Regions from separate parts of the Mus musculus genome. Here region 2 is linked to region 1. Evidence: chromatin loops called from intact Hi-C (ENCODE). Cell type or tissue: heart. All regions are shown on one strand.

Region 1 (8,000 bases):
ATTTATCTGTCTTTCTATGTTATTCTAGGTCACGTTTCGGCTGAGATTGAAGTAATCTAATTGTTCTTGTTCATTTATATGAAGGATGGTGTATAGTGTAACTCACAACGAAGTAATTAATTGCGCAAGGGCCATCAAGTTATACAACACATCAACTCAAAATATTACCCTACTTTTTCTGAAGTATTTTTTATTTGATTCTCTCATGATATTATCATTAGCTCCTTTGATTGTAGCCACTTGTGCTGATGAAATTCTTCATAAGTTTTACTTGGTTAATATACATTATATTACTGTGCTATGCTTCATATAAAATAATTTGACCTCTATGTGGATGTAGAAAAAAACAAAGATTTTTTTATTATTAATTACTGTCATATATGATTTCATGACTGTTCCTCTTTTGCCCCTCTGTAGACCCCAATGCTTTGAGGATACTCAGTTGCTAATCCATTACCTAATAAATAACCAACTGTGTAAAAACATGCATGTATGCAAAACACTTTGGCACTAAGACTTATTTTCAGGCATTGTGATGGTTTAAAAAGGAGTAGTGGCTCCCATAGGCTGATATATCTGAATGTGTAGACATTAGGGAGTGGCACAATGTGAGAAGGATTGGGAAATGAGACCTTTTTGGAATAGGTGTGGCCTTGCTGGAGGAAGTATGTCACTGGGTGTGAGTTTTGAGACATTAAAATAAAGAAAAACTTAAAAGGATTGGAATGAAAATATATGAAGTCTAAACAAAATGGTTGGTACTAAAATTGTTAAGTTACCCGGGCGTGGTGGCACACGCCTTTAATCCCAGCACTCGGGAGGCAGAGGCAGGCGGATTTCTGAGTTCGAGGCCAACCTGATCTACAAAGTGAGTTCCAGGACAGCCAGGGCTACACAGAGAAACCCTGTCTCAAAAAACAAACAAACAAACAAAAATTGTTAAGTTAATAACAATCGTATACATATTAAAGCCATATACAATGACGGTTTTGGATCTTTTGTGGACCGATGGAGTACAAGCACTCTCTCAAGAAGCATGTTCTTGTATGTGTGTGTTAATAAAGGGAACTGTCCAAATTTATAGATTTCCCTCTAACTTCAGATTTGAAGGTAGCAACTATAAAAAGCACATTCACGTTCTGTGACCTTTAGGTTCATAGGCCAGAGCAGGGGAAGGCCTGTAGCTGTAGGCAGGAGCAGGGATGTGGTCCGGGGGCGGAGCCAGAAGTCCGGGGCGGGGCCGCGTCTCGTGGGCGGGGTCGCGTCTCGTGGGCGGGGCCGCGTCTCGGGAGCCCGCCCTGGACGTGACCACGCCGTCGCGCCCTTCCATGCCTTAGCTGGGTCAACTTGCGGAAGACACGCAACAGGCCGTGCCGGTGCAGCGCGTGGGACGCGGGTCAGGCTGAGAAGTGCAGCTCTGGAGGGCTGGGGCCTAACTGGTGAGCCGGGTGGCTGAGGGCTGGGGACCTGGCCACGTGCACCGCCGGACTGGTGGCGGGCGGCACACGCCGGCGAGCTAGAGCCAGGCTGCGCGCGCAGACGGGGAGGGGCAGGGACCACGGTCGCGGACTGAGGAGGGGCGCGGGGACTGTCGCCCAGCTCGGGACTTGGAGCGTAGGTTGCCTTTTTATCTCCACGTGAGGAAGACTGCCTGTCTGCCTGCCTGCCTCCAGGATGTCCAACAAGTGACTAAACAGGTTTCAGGAAGTCTACCAGCGGTCATGATCTGAACTTCCGGCGCCGGGAGTTGGGTTTCACCAGCTCCTTTTTAATACCTGGATGCCTCTGAACTTTTGGGCTGCATCTTTCGTGACCTCATGGACCCCCCGAATACACATAATTCGTATTCTGTTTATATAAAGCTGCAAAAAAACATAACTGCCATTCAGTGAGACATCTCTGAATTAATGAAAACTTTTCTGGGTGCTGAAGACAATTGCTTTCAGTTAGCCTGGTGATTTTCTTACAAGCAATATATAATTAAAAAGTATTTCACCACTTTATTTATTTTATGTGTGGATGTACACAGGCTATGATGTACCGGTGGAGGTTGGTGGACACTTTGAGGGAATCCTTTCCTTCCAGTATGTGGGTCTCAGAAATTAAACTAAGTGGACAGCAGGTGTCTTTACCGCCTGAGTCATCTCTCAGGCCCATGGTGTATAACTACTGTCAGGTGTGATTAATTGAGCTAAGTTCAATCTAGTCTTCTCTAGGTTAGTGGGCCTACAATTCGTTCATTAAGGACTTCTGTGAATGTAGATTTCTGCCTCCAGCATCAGAAGTGGTACTCCACTAGGTTTGATGTGTGCATCTAGACATTAGCGTGTACCACGCTTTGCTGGTAAAATACTGCTACCATGGAGAGAGACGTCCCTGCCAGGGCTGCTAGTGAGTATTGATATCTATGGTTACTTGTACAGAATAATAGTCCTAATTGTGCAAACCTCCTCCTCCTCCTGTCTTTCCCAAGTGGTGGTGGTCATGGGGTTTTTTTTGGGGGGGGGGGGTTTGTTTGTTTGGGGAGCTAGTGAGTAAGGCTTTTGAGAATTTGCTAAGAAGAAAAAGTGAAGAAAAATTCTGACTTAACTGTCTTGTGCCATACTTGGCTAGGTTTGTGCAAGGTAGAGGTAGCTATCTCTTAAGACACTCTGTGGCTTCTTGTCATTAAGTTTTACCATGGGAAAATTAGGTCGCCCTAAAATGTAGATTCTTAAGTTTGTCAACTATAGTAAGAGTGCCAACATTTATTTTCGGGTTGAACTTATCAGCGATACAGCAATTACCAGTTTATAAACTGAGTCTCTTTTAGAATTGTTTAAGTGCTTTTAAATCAACTTACCGCAACCCCAGGTCTATAGAAAGAAATATTCTTGTTTCTATCTGGGAGCCCCGTGGGGCTTACAGGCAGGTGCTGCACCATTATGGATAAAGCAGTCTCTTGTTTAATTTCCTGTGTTTCTTGAAATACAAGGAATGTCTTGGGTGTCCTGGGCATGTGAAATGGTGGTGCCGTTTGGTATATTTGGAGATAGGCCTGGTGTGTCTACTCTGCTCCACCCTCCAAAGGCTATAAAAAAATGAGTGGTGTAAGGAAAACAGAATGTATCTGAGTTAGTTTCCAATTAACTGAGGCTCAGATAAATTCTGTTAACCTAGGGGAAGAATAGGTGGTGTAATCGTAGGCAAGGTAAGTTCTGTAGTCTTGGGGTTGACTTGTTGGTGATTGTAGGTGGGGAAAATCCTTAAGTGGTTTTATTCTCGCTTAAGTATTTGGGGCACTTTAGCCACACCTTCTGGTGAATGTACGATTTCACTCTCAGGTTATTCTTAAGGAAACAAGCCTTTCACTTGTGTTTTCCTCTCATCAAACTGAGCAATCGTGAGGGTATGAGATGTGTACCTTAAATATAAGAGGGTAAGAAATGTGTGCCTTACTTTGGAAGGTACCTGTTCTGGCTAGCTAGTCTTATGTCAAGTTGACACAAGCTAGAGTTACCTGAGAGCGGGGAGCCTCAATTGAGAAAATGCCCCCATAAGATCCAGTTACTCTAAGACATTTGCTTAGTGTTTGATGTGTGGGACCACCTCTGGGCTGGTGGACCTGAGTTCTATAAAGAAAGTAAGCTGAACAAAAGAAGTATTCTGCTCTGGGAAGTCCTAGAATGATCTACAACAACTAATATTTAAAACAGCCCTTAAAAAGCAACGAATTATTTGTTCAGTTCCCACTTGTTAATTTGATGAGTTTGCATCCGGGTTCAGTTCACAGTGCGGCCAGAATGCTCCACATTTGATGAAAAGGAAAGACAGCTTTCTTGCAATCTTGGTAACTCAACCCAGAAGAAAGTCATAGCATTTTAAGTTATTGACCTTGACAAAAATGTGATATTTTATAAGCACTGTGATTCTCAGCCTTCTTTGGCAACAGGGTGTTTGTTAGGAATCAGAAGAACAGAACCTCTTCTCAGAATAAGAAAGAAAAAAGAGAAGTTATACAGTTTGAACATCCCTAATCCAAATGTATAAAATCTGACTTCTGAGCACCAATATGCCAGAAATTAAAAAACTCTGTTGTGAATATTTGTATATTTTGAATTACAGTTCTTGAACCTACATGAGGGAAACCTATATAAGTGTCAGGGTTTATAGTTTGTGGGTGTTTGGGAATGTTGGTCCTCTTGCTACCCAGATGTGTGCCTCAGACCAGCAGTGTTGTTACTATGGGTATCTGGTCCACTTGATGCCCCCGTGTCTTCTATGCATGTTAAATTGGAGAAGTGCTGTGTTAGAGGCTAATGATGTTGGTGATTGATCCCTTGTTCCAGTTAAAAAGTTAGATCTTTTTGAAGATCTTCCATATAGCCCATTTTAACTTTCCTTTTTAAAGCCTTTAATTACTTTTTTTCAATGGGCAGAGGGGGAGTTCCCTGATGGTGACAGTTCTCAAGCTTTGTTTGTCATCTCATTCCAGCCACCAGGTGACGCCACTGGCCCAGGGCACATTGGCTTCTGCCTGGGAAGGTTTTCTGTGCTGTGGTGAGCAGCACAGGGCAGCAGACAGCTACCTGTTCCTGATTCTCCATCAGATGGTTGTACCACAGAGGGTACATCCCTTTGGATTCAGGTACTGGTGCTGATTGCAGCCAAATTCAGGAGTTTTGCCTTTGCCATTTCAGTGGCCATAGGCTTCCCCTTTGAATAAGAATTGCTGAGAGAAATGGTTTAGTTTGGGATCATCAAGTCTCCAAATTAAGACTGATTTTCAGAACTTAGTGCTTGTAGCAATAAGATAGTTGTGTAGTCCTTTAGATGAACGCACAGACTGCACTCAGTATTTAAGGTTGAATCATCTTGGCATACATAACACTGGCTTAAGGGTGTCACATCCTGGAGGATGCAGTCCTGACTGATGTGGAGTTTTCGAAGAGGCGTAATGGTCTCAGTCATGCTTGGGGCGTGTGCATTCCTGCAAACCCGACAGTGTCTTATTCTTCTCCTAGGTTTGCATTTCCTCCCTACTCGTGAACAATGCCAAAGAAAGTGCAGCCCACAGGGGATGAGAACGAAGAAGCGTCTGTTCCTTGCAAGCGGGTGAAGGAGGAGCTGCCTGAAACGCTTTCTGTATTAAACTTTGACAGCCCCAGTAGTTTCTTCGAAAGTTTAATCTCACCCATCAAAGTAGAGACTTTTTTCAAGGAATTCTGGGAACAAAAGCCCCTTCTCATCCAGAGGGATGACCCTGTACTGGCCAAATATTACCAGTCTCTGTTCAGCCTCTCAGATCTGAAGAGACTCTGCAAGAAAGGAGTGTACTATGGAAGAGACGTGAATGTCTGCCGGAGCATCAGTGGGAAGAAGAAGGTTTTAAATAAGGACGGCAGAGCACATTTTCTTCAGCTGAGAAAAGATTTTGATCAGAAGAGGGCAACAATTCAGTTTCACCAACCTCAGAGATATAAGGTAGTGGATTTCCCCAGGGCAGAATTCTCAGACATATGAAAGCAGTGTTTGGGCACACGTCAGTTTCAGATTGAATGTCTGGTTTGATGATGGAGATCATTGTGATGAGAACACATATCGTTCATTTCACTTTCAATCTTGTATTTTGTAATTAGGGTCTCCCACTGAACCTGGAACTAACCATTTATTTAGCTAGGGTAGTCAGTGAGCTCTAGGGATCCAACTGTTCCACACACCTGTCTCCCAGGACTAACATCACAGACATATTTTGCCACATCAGCTTTTATGTGGGTACTAAGGACATAACCTCAGGTCCTTCTGCTTGCCCAGCAGGTATTCTTCTTACCCACTAGGCTATCTCCCCAGTACCTGTTTAGATGTTTAGAATCTGTAGCAATCATAGCCAGATTTGTAAGTATCAGAGCTATAAAAGCCAGACTCAAGTTTCTAACCTTTGTACCTTTAGTGGACTGACTTAGTTTTGCATATGGTAAGGATCTCTGTGCTGTCCTGTTGCTGTACTTGAAGGCACATGGTAACACCCAAGTGATACTTCCGGTTATCTTCCCTTCCTGCCTACGTCTCTCCAAGTGGTAGGTAGCTTCAGGGCTGTGACTGGGTGATTCATCAGATATCAAAAGAGACATGTTAACATATTAATAACAGAACTTATGACATTGAGGGGTTAGGTCCTGGAATGGCTCCTGGGTGGCCATCATCCATGAAGATAGCGTCCTCTTCTCAGTAAAGCCAGCACAGTCACTGAACTTCATCCAACATGTTTGGACTCCATATGGTTTGTTAATAGGTCACAGTTTGAAGATGCAAAGACCGGAGAGCCAAGATAAATGAGAAAGCTACAGAACTGTACCATTTTGGGTAATCCTTAAGAAGAAAATAGACATCTTTGTCAGTTACATGCCAGTGCCTTTTTTTTTTTTTATCCTCTTAGCAATATTGGGAGCCATAAAGTTACCTATACATTCCTAAATGATTTCTTGGGACACCAGAGAACAAGAGCCAAGGCCTGGCTTCCCAGTGGTGCCAGATATTAAGAATAGAGAGCCAGGCCCTGTAGCCTTTGGCTTTTTGTTTTGGTTTGGTTTTTTGTTTTTTTGGGTTTTCAAGACAGGGTTTCTCTGTGTAGCCCTGGCTGTCCTGGAACTGATCTCTGTAGACCAGGCTGGCCTCGAACTCAAATCCACCTGCCTCTTCCTCTGGGATTAAAGGCGTGTGCCACCACTGCCCGGCATCCTGTGGCTTTTCTCCAAAATAAATTAGGCTCTTGGGGAGCTCTGCTAACTCTTCGAGCTACTCGGAGGCTATTAAATTATGTTTCCTCTGCTAAGAAGGACCTCTGAGATCTATAAATAGGGAAACCCGGTGGTCTTCATTCATGAAGATGTGTCTCAAAGCTTTTTCCGTGTTGACCCATTTTTCCCCACTTGCTATTCTCAATACTAGATTCCTTACAGTCCAGTGGTAGAACTGACTCTCAAGCCTTGTTCATCGGTGTTCTCAGCAAACCTAATGTTTGTACTATACCGCCTGTATGTCAGTCACTGTGTGTTTATTTGTATTAAAGCTTTAGTCTCTTTAATCTGTTTAGAGTAGGTAGCTTCTATTGCTGTGGAGAGACACCATTACCACGGGAACTCTTATAAAGGAAGACATTTCATTGAGCCTGGCTTACAGTTTAGGGGTTTAATCTGTGATGGTCATGGTGAGAAGCATGGCAGTGTGCAGGCAGACATGGTGCTAGAGACGTAGTTGGAAAGTTCTGTATCTGTATCTGCAGGCAGCAGAAGAGAGAGTGACACTAGGCCTGGGTTGAGCATCTGAGACCTTGTAGCCCACCCTCAAGGAACATACTTACTCCAACAAGGCCACGCCTCCTAATAGTGCCACTCCAGTATGAGTTTATGGAGGCCATTCCATTCATACCACCACAGTAGGTGACTTGTTTTGAGGGGATGGGTTCTGGAGCTGGTCTCTCCAGATTGGAATCTTGGCTCAGTTAATGGTTGTGCTATTTTCCTCTTCAGTTTCCTCACTTATAGACTGGTGTTAATGATCTTTCCCGCCCTATGAGACAGGATTGCTAATGAGGGTGTTCAGTTATCAAGGTAAGGACTAGAAGGTAGAATATGCTGTTATCTCCAAGGCCCACTTGTGACTTCCTCCTACCTGACTCTGGTAACTGATCTCTCTCAGCCTTGTAGCTGATGAGTCAGTCACTCGAGGGAGTCTCACTCAGCTTGTTCTCAGTCCTCCGTGCCCTTCCCAGGTTGTCATTTCTGCTCCTCTAGCTTTAAGTACTTATTTGTCAGGAGATCCCATATGTAAATTCCTGCCCTTACTTTCTTTAGAGCCTCAAACTGACTTCAGAAAACCGCCCTAGGAAGTCATAGCATCCCAAGATTAACATTTCCAGCTTGAACACTTTTTGTCCTCCTGAAAAATGTGTGTGCCTGTGGATATAGGTAGAGCATGTAGGTGCATACCGGTGTGTGTGGTGGTGGTGGTAGTGGGGGACA
Region 2 (8,000 bases), 160 kb after region 1:
TCTGTTCCTATCCCCCAATGGTACTGTTACATTTACACTTCACATCTCCAAATGAAGCTCTTTAAGGGTCTTTCATTTGGTGTCATCAAACCCTAAATATTACTGTATGATAGAAGAAAAATACTTTTTACCAACCACCCCAGTACTACCGACACTGCCACAATACATGTCTACTTAGTATTTTTCTTTGCTCTCTGAATATTAATTTCTAGAGTTCTTGAAACATTAATTCACTTTATTAATTCTCATGTTCATTTAAGGTCACAAAACTCAAACACGTTACAACTCCTTTAATGTCTTTTATGCTATGCCATCCCAAGCAAAGGACGTGAAGGAAAGGCTATCAGTAGTAAGTCAAATGCATAAGAAAAGTGACTGCATCGCTGACATTCTGCTTATTACTTTTGGGAGAGCGCTATCAGTATAAAGTACATCAACTTTCAATGATGTGCCTTCAAGAAGCAGTGCACACCTAATGGGCAGATCTCTTTCTTATCCTAAGGATCAGGATGGGTTTAACCTGCGTAGTCGCTCAAACCTTTTCATATTAGAAATTCAAAGCCCATTTCAAAACATTTCTTTGAATACCAACTTAGGAGTTGGAATTTGATGAATCTATCTTAAATTTTCTTTGCTACATAAAACAATTCATATTTATCATTTTAGTTGGAATTGGCTATTAAGTCCTATAGGGGGAAGTATGTTAATATAATGCTTCTATGTTTTTTTTATTTTCCATATAATCTTTAACATATTTTCAAAATTACAACCTCTCTGTTTTTCATGTCTCCTCTCTGTGTAAGTACTACAAGGCATTGATTGTTAAAAGGTACTATCATAGATATTCATTGTCCACAATCTTTTGTGACTTTCTATCATTTTTCTCAAATACCTGAGATTTATTATTGAAATATTTGGGAATATAAAATTTTAAAGAGCTTTTCAATTTTTTTTATGTGCAACATGAAAAACCCTACCAGAGCAGTGTTTAAATTTGGTTTATTCTATCACTAATAAAACTGAATATCACTGAAACTTGCTTTTTATTAGTGTTTCTCTCATGGGCTGCTTGTCATATCTGGTGGCTACTGCTTTGATTACTGTATGTAGTCATGTATATATTCCATGCATATGTATTGCAAACTATCTCAATCAATTAAAATTTACTTTATTACAATTGTTTTATAAGACGGGGCTTTTATCTGATGACATTGGTGGTTTTCTTTGGTTTCTTTCTTTAGTTTTAGGTCTAGAAATATTTCCTTCTCTTCAGTATTTTGAGCATATTAACTAATATTCTGTTTCTTTCATCTGTAGTTAATTTTTCAGGTTTTAAATTCTAATTTTCCTGAAATGTACTTGGGTATGAGAGCTGATTCAGAGAACTGGCTGTCCTTCTGCCCCTCCCTTTTCTTTATATTTTATATTCTTATATGTGTTTGGATCTAGCAATAGGCTCTCTGTACATTCTAAACTATATTCTGGAAGCGAATTCTTAGGGATTACTTCTAAGAAAAATTTCAAGGTCACTGATGCTTGAGAAATTTTATATAAGCTTCTACAGCGCATTATTCTTTAATATGCTGATACTATCTCTAAAGCTCCAAGAGATGGACAAAGAAAGTACTACTGTCTGTGAGGACTTGTTCACAAGAACCTTTTTGGGGAAATATTTCAACTTCACACAAACTGGGAAACCTGATCTATTCTATTGGTCTGTTTGTGACATCATCTCTCAATTCACATATCCCTATACTTTGTCATGTGAAACACTAAGCTTCCTTTCTCTAACGTCCCCTTTTCAGATTTACCAGTTTCTTCAGCTTTGAAGGGGAACTATACCCTGAAAGTGGGCTTCTGGGGGACTGATGCGCTGCTGATTTTATTGTCTTCTTCCATTTCCTTATTTTTCTTTTTTAAGTTTAGAGAAAGCAAGTTCTTAGGTACAACAAAGTTCTCCAAAGGCTAAGTACAGCTATTCTGAGGTAAGTCCATAAAACGTTCTTTAAGAAGAAACAAAACCCGCTGTGACCGAGGAAGCCTGGCTAGTCAATAAGAGAGAAGAGCAGGGTGAGCTGGACTCAGAATCTGGAGCATGGGGAGTAAGCCATAAAGATCTGGAGTTGGATCATAAAAGTTGAGAACACACATCACAAAACACTCTCAGCCAGTTTTCATCCTCTCATTGGTTCTGAATTTCTTCCAAATAGTAGTTTAAAAGTTCTTACCAATAAAATCACCTCACTGTAATGAACTCACAAATAAAAACATCACACAATTAGATTAAGCAAAAACTCAAGCAAAAACTTGCCCAGTCCCAAACTCTCAGCAAACTTCTACACTTAGGAAGACTCTTGTAAAGCAATTGGGCTTTTGCTTAAGGGTTTACATTTTTACTACCAATTAAAAATTTACACAACACCCAAAACAAGTGTGACAGGGTTGAAATTAGGGAAACAATTAGCTTTATAATCTCTTTCCCTACTCATGTCTATTAAAATTTTCTAAAGAAAAGTATAATCTTAGGGACTGGTTATGTGGCAAAATGGTAAAGTGCTTGCCCACAATGTGCAAAGCCCTAGATTTAATCTCAGGCACTGTAAAACAAAAAAGAAAAAAATAAATAAAAATTATACTCTTAACAGCAGAGACCGCACAGCTCTTCTAGGGGACCAGAGTTTGACTGAGGCTCTCAAGCACCTGTAACTCCAATTCCAGGGCTGGTCACACATTCTGGATTCAACAGGTACTACACAACATGAACAATTATTACATAGAGAGGTGGGGGGAGAGGAGAGAGAACATGGTATAAAGTTGATACTGACGTAAACTATGCCTTAAAGGATAAAAAAAAAGAAAAAAGAAAAGAAAACCCAGCATATTCGCTAGATTAGGAACAAAATATACCTTCAGCTTAAAAAGTCTTACTGTATGTATTGTATAACGCTGGCAAAATTGATAGCTAAAGTAAACTTGGCTAAAATGAAACAACTCCTGTTCTTGAATCAAGAACACTTAGGTGTCTGAGCTGCTTTCTGAGAAGAATCAGCTTTCCAAAGGATTAGGTGGTTACCAGAAAAGCACTGAAGATTTAACATGTTATCCACATGTTAAGACCTTAGCGTTAAGCTGCAGAGAAAGATGAGATGAGACAGAGAAAAACGCCAGAAATGCTACTTTAAACATGATAGTAGTGTGGGCTGTTGAACATTCTTACTACCCCAATAAAACAATCTTATTAAGTTAGAAAATTTGATGATGAAATTTCAACCAAATTATTCATACATCATATAAAAAGGTCCGTCTTGGGCAGCGTTAAAGTCAACCAAACAAGCAAACAGCATTGGCCCAAAGCAGTTCAATACATTTTCGAAGCTCCTTGGTATACATCACATAAACTCAATTTTTTCCCCATCTCTCACAGATGAGAGATGATCTAACTCACTTAGATTCAAAAATACGGGTAATAGTTTAGAGTAATTCTAAATCGGACAGGGAGCGGGTATTCTCTGTCTACCAGGGTGGAAATGGCTGCGAACAGGTAGCGGGAACTTTTTGAACTAGTGGATCCTGCCGCCGGTTCCACAGCGCTACAGACACCGTGGAAAGGTCGTGTTCATGTTATCAAGGGTGAAGCTGATGGCGTGAAAAATCATACCCAACAGAGCTGAAAGAGAACACACAGATGATGGTGAAGAGAGAGAAAAAGCGGGGTGCGGATGGAGGTACCTGATCTTTGACGCCAATCCAAAGGCCAAGGGGCTGACAAGGACAGGAAAGGACGCACTCTTGTACCCGTTTCCGCGGTGGGATCTTCCCCGGAGCCTCAGCCTTCCTCTCTATGCCTCCGTAGGAAGGTTCCCTTGTCCCAAGCACAGCCCCTTCTACAAGTTGGGAGAAACAGCCGGTTCACCCAGGATGCGAGCATCAGTGGCTGAGCAGGCGCCCCGGCGCGCGGCGTTCCCTTGGCAACGGGAGCTTCTTCCGGTCCCAAAGCCACGCCCACCCGGGCGTCGTAGGTGTCCGCCCACAGGTTCTCCTTTCTGCGGCTGGAGAGCTCTGGGTAAAAAAATTAATGGCCTGATTCCCGCAGAGGAACTCTGTTAGCGAGAGTGTGAGCACGGAAGACACGGGGAGCCGCCACTGCATTGGGAGCCGAGTGGTAGCTCCCGTGCTGCTGGGACGCAAGGGAGCTGGAGGCGCGCGCACAGCCTGCCGGGAGGCGTGCGGGGCGGCCTTAGCTGCGCGCGCATCGCTGGTTGCTGGCCTCCGGGGTTCTGGTTAGCGCTTTTGGCCGGACTGCCATATCTGTGGGTGGCAATGTTTTGGCTTGACCGCCCTCGTCGTGGGCGGCGTGAGGCAGGGAAAGGATCTACTTAGATATGCTACTCCCATTACACAGAGCCTTTCCTAGGCTCAGCTAGGCCTGAGAGCGAGCGAGCGAGCTCTGCAGAATACAGTTGTAAGTACAGGCAGGAGAGGGAAACTGGTCAAAACCAGTCAGTATTTAAAAACAGAAACATTATTTGGCAAAGGAAGTGTGACCCTGTCCCTAGTTCTTAGCTGTCTGTTGTCCCGGATATTAACTAACACCAGACATGAGTTTGTGGATCAGAGAGTTTGATAGTTACCGTTCTTAAAATCACTTGGAGTTTATAGCAATAGAAATAATTTGTGCTAATTGAAAGTTTTTTAGATAGACACTTTCCCGCCCATTTGCATTGTTCCCAACAGACAGGCTACAGATGCAACAATTAAAGATCTACATTTTATTTTATTTATTTTTACTTTTTTTTTTTTTTTTTGACTTCAAACTAGCCATTTCCCCCATCCTACTCCTCAATGAATGACTGCATGACAAACTTGTATTTGAAAAGTTTCATCTCTTCATATCACTTGTTAGCATAAATGTGGGATGTTACTTTACTGGTTTTACCAGTTAGTATGTTCAACTACCATACTTGTTTTTCTGCCCGTTAAGGAAGCTGGCCGATTATTTGGACTTGGAGTAGGGTGAAGAAACTGAAAGGAATTCCATCAAAGAGATAGTGGTTAAGACACTGGTATATGCACTGCGGTAGAGTGCTTTTCTGGTGCCTTTCCAAATTCCTTAGTACTCCTAATGTGGAGTAAGGTCTAGTTCTGGTCTCCTGACTCTTGTAAGGCAAAAACCAGACTGAGTGAACAAAACTTCTATAGTTTGTACATCCAAAGGTAGTAACATAAATGCCCTTGTTAAAACAGAAAATGGAAATATACTATACTCTGTGGTCTAGTAAAATTACCCTTTGTGTATATTTCATCTTTGTCTTCAAAAATGTATCTAATCTAGTGGTTTTGAGGACAAAGGAAAGAAAAAAGTATGCATGTCTGACCAATAGATAGCACGTGTTCAATAGATAAGCTTCCTTCGTTGTGAATTTTTTATTACTCAAAGAAAATCAGCTCAGTTCCTGATGTGGTTGTCCTTTAACTTCTGGCCCCAAATGCAGGGGTTCCTAATTTACCAGGAACTATTAAACCGCTTCTCTTTGGCTCACTTTGACAAAACTTGGATGCTTATTTGCTTATATAATATTTTCTCTCTAGACATAGAATAGAGCTTATGTCTCTGATTTTCCCCCTTTAGGCAGATATTATCAGATTTTTTTTTTTCCTACAAAGCATTAGGAGGAAACTAAATATATAAGAACAGACCGAGCAACCATTTTTATAGTAAATTTAGATGACATTTAAAAATTATTTTTGTTGGATTTATTGACTTTTTTTATGTTTGTTTTGTCTGCTTATATGTATGTGCACCACAAGAATACTTGGTGCCTGGAGAGATCAGAAGAGGGTATCATATCTACTGAGACTGGAATCAGGGAAGATTGTGAGCCACCATGTGGGTGCTACGACTCAAACCTGACTCCTCTGCAAGAGCCACGAGTGCTCTAAACCATGGAGCCCTCTTCATCCCCAACTTAGGTGATTTTTAACAACAAAAGGTGAACAGTTTTGTTTTTTGTTTATTTAAGTGTAGTTGATCTGCTGTTTTATTGTATTAGAGATTAAAGAGTTCACATGACTCCTAAATTCTATTTAGTAATCTAGAAAATGTTGAAAAAAAATGAACCCTAAAACAGTGTAAATATTTCAGTTGTTTGGATCTGCTGTTTTGATGGTTGGCAGCTGTAACCTATCTTGAGTAAACCCAAAAGCAAGACGTAATTCCACTCGACTTACAAAGTTAGTTTGACTCTCTTGATTTTATTGTGAGCACAACAAGCTTTTAAAACATTATGTGATTTTTCTCAAGTCTAGAATACATGTAGAAGGGTTTTAGGTTCATTTCAGAGTGGCTTGTAGCTATAGTCAGACAACTATAAAAGAGTGAGGTACATCAGATATGTTACTTCTAATCATCTCAAGATGGTGTGGATGTTTTTTCTTGTCAGCAACATAAGGAATCTGGAAAATCCCTGATTTATAATATACTGGAAATTTTGTAATGGACACTGATGGCCTGAAGATTTGTTAGCCCAGTTGATGTTGCCTGTGTGCTGATTACGTATCTGTAAAAACTACCTCTGTAATACGTAATTCCATTCACCCAAATCTCACTAAACATTTGCCAGTATAAAATCACTACAAAAATATGTATCCATTAATTATAGTGATTTCTGTGAATTTATGCCTAGACCTCAAAGTCTGTAATTATTTGGAAAAATGGCAACTATTTTTTACACTCATAATTACTAAAGTTCTAAACAGCACATAGACATACTAAAAAGTAAATTACAATAATATACTTGCATATAACAGTACAAAACATCACAAACTCAACCACCAAAACTGTAACTTTTATTTGGTAATAGATATTTTAATAAACAGGCTTTCTCCATCTTTAAGACCCTGATAATGCCTTTTAGGAAATCATAGAAAAATAAAATACAATAATTAGCAATTTGTACTTTGTACAAAAATCTCACTATGTTGCTCAGCAGGTTGTTTTGCTAAACACCATATCCTTTCAGCAACTAGATAACAAATATAATTCAGTTTACCATAAATGACCCCTCTTATTGGGAGCTGGGCATTCTATAACACTATTACCTTGTTTGCATGCCAGCACATGAACATTTACATGGAATATTATAGTAGTTTAATAAGATGAAAATAGTACCACCTTCCAATGAAACTGAAGTACTTCATTGCTATGGTTAAGTAGGTAGTAGAAGAATTGCAGTTCAAATAGCGCCATTTTGCTGCATTTATGTCTCTACCATATTGGAATTACAACTAAAATGAAAACATCAACTGTATAAGCAACCTTGGAAGAAACATGTATGCCCTAAATAGTGATATGATTCCAAACAGAAAACATGATGTGGTGCTATCCCTTCTCATTGTCACAAACAGATTCAAACCCTCTTGCAAAATAGATGGCTCTAGTACCAGCTAAATACTTGAAGAATGATAGCCTTGAGTCCGTTAACAAGGAAAGACTTTATAAGTCTTTAAATTATGGGGAAAAAAGTATTGTGGCTGCAGTTTTTGATTAGTCAAATATAATCTGTGAAGGTGATTAAATAAGTCTAGACAGATGTTATCTAGGTATTATACAGAATACACTATTTTGTACTGTTTTTTAGGATTTGTGCCACAAAGACATTTGTACTTAATATTTTGAATGCACTGAGAATGTCTACCATTTAAAATTTGAGTATTTAAATATTTAAATTATTTAAGCAAATAGGAATTTACATGTATACTTACATATTTATATTTTAGGTTGTGCTAGAATAGCAAAAATATGGAGACCAATCTTATCCCATTAGTCACAATCTAATTTCACATAAAGCCCAAAGAAGAAAGATGCATCTTTAAAGTCCCACACATCAGATACAGTGTATCCAGAAATGAAGCACCCAGCACTGTTCGTTTGTTTTTAATCCTTTTCCTTAAGTCAAGAGGGACAGAGAACAAAACACCCTCACATCACCCATCGACTTGGT

The links. Peaks named below come from ENCODE experiments on the same cell type or tissue, not always from the same donor. Only the 100,000 strongest peaks of a DNase experiment are listed, where the experiment ranks them.
Region 2: it touches region 1 in a loop (2.5-fold over the local background); 2 of 42 quality-filtered maps call a loop at or near these places.

What each region holds. Positions count from the first base shown.
Region 1 is chr16:59,470,507-59,478,506 of GRCm38, forward strand. Riox2 (ribosomal oxygenase 2) reads left to right here and starts at 1,269. Exons shown (of 10, transcript NM_025910.3): 1 at 1,269-1,439; 2 at 5,004-5,463. The coding sequence starts at 5,032. In heart, CTCF peaks have their summits at 1,717 and 4,481 (motif pointing right); DNase peaks (open chromatin) are centred at 1,525 and 4,505; H3K4me3 peaks cover 1,677 bases; H3K27ac peaks cover 1,383 bases.
Region 2 is chr16:59,635,201-59,643,200 of GRCm38, forward strand. Arl6 (ADP-ribosylation factor-like 6) reads right to left here and starts at 4,139. Exons shown (of 8, transcript NM_019665.3): 1 at 3,730-4,139. 4930547E14Rik (RIKEN cDNA 4930547E14 gene) reads left to right here and starts at 1,745. Exons shown (of 3, transcript NR_040564.1): 1 at 1,745-1,985. It also overlaps a transcript of Epha6 not described here. In heart, no CTCF peak of the experiment used is centred here; a DNase peak (open chromatin) is centred at 4,251; H3K4me3 peaks cover 1,486 bases; H3K27ac peaks cover 1,374 bases.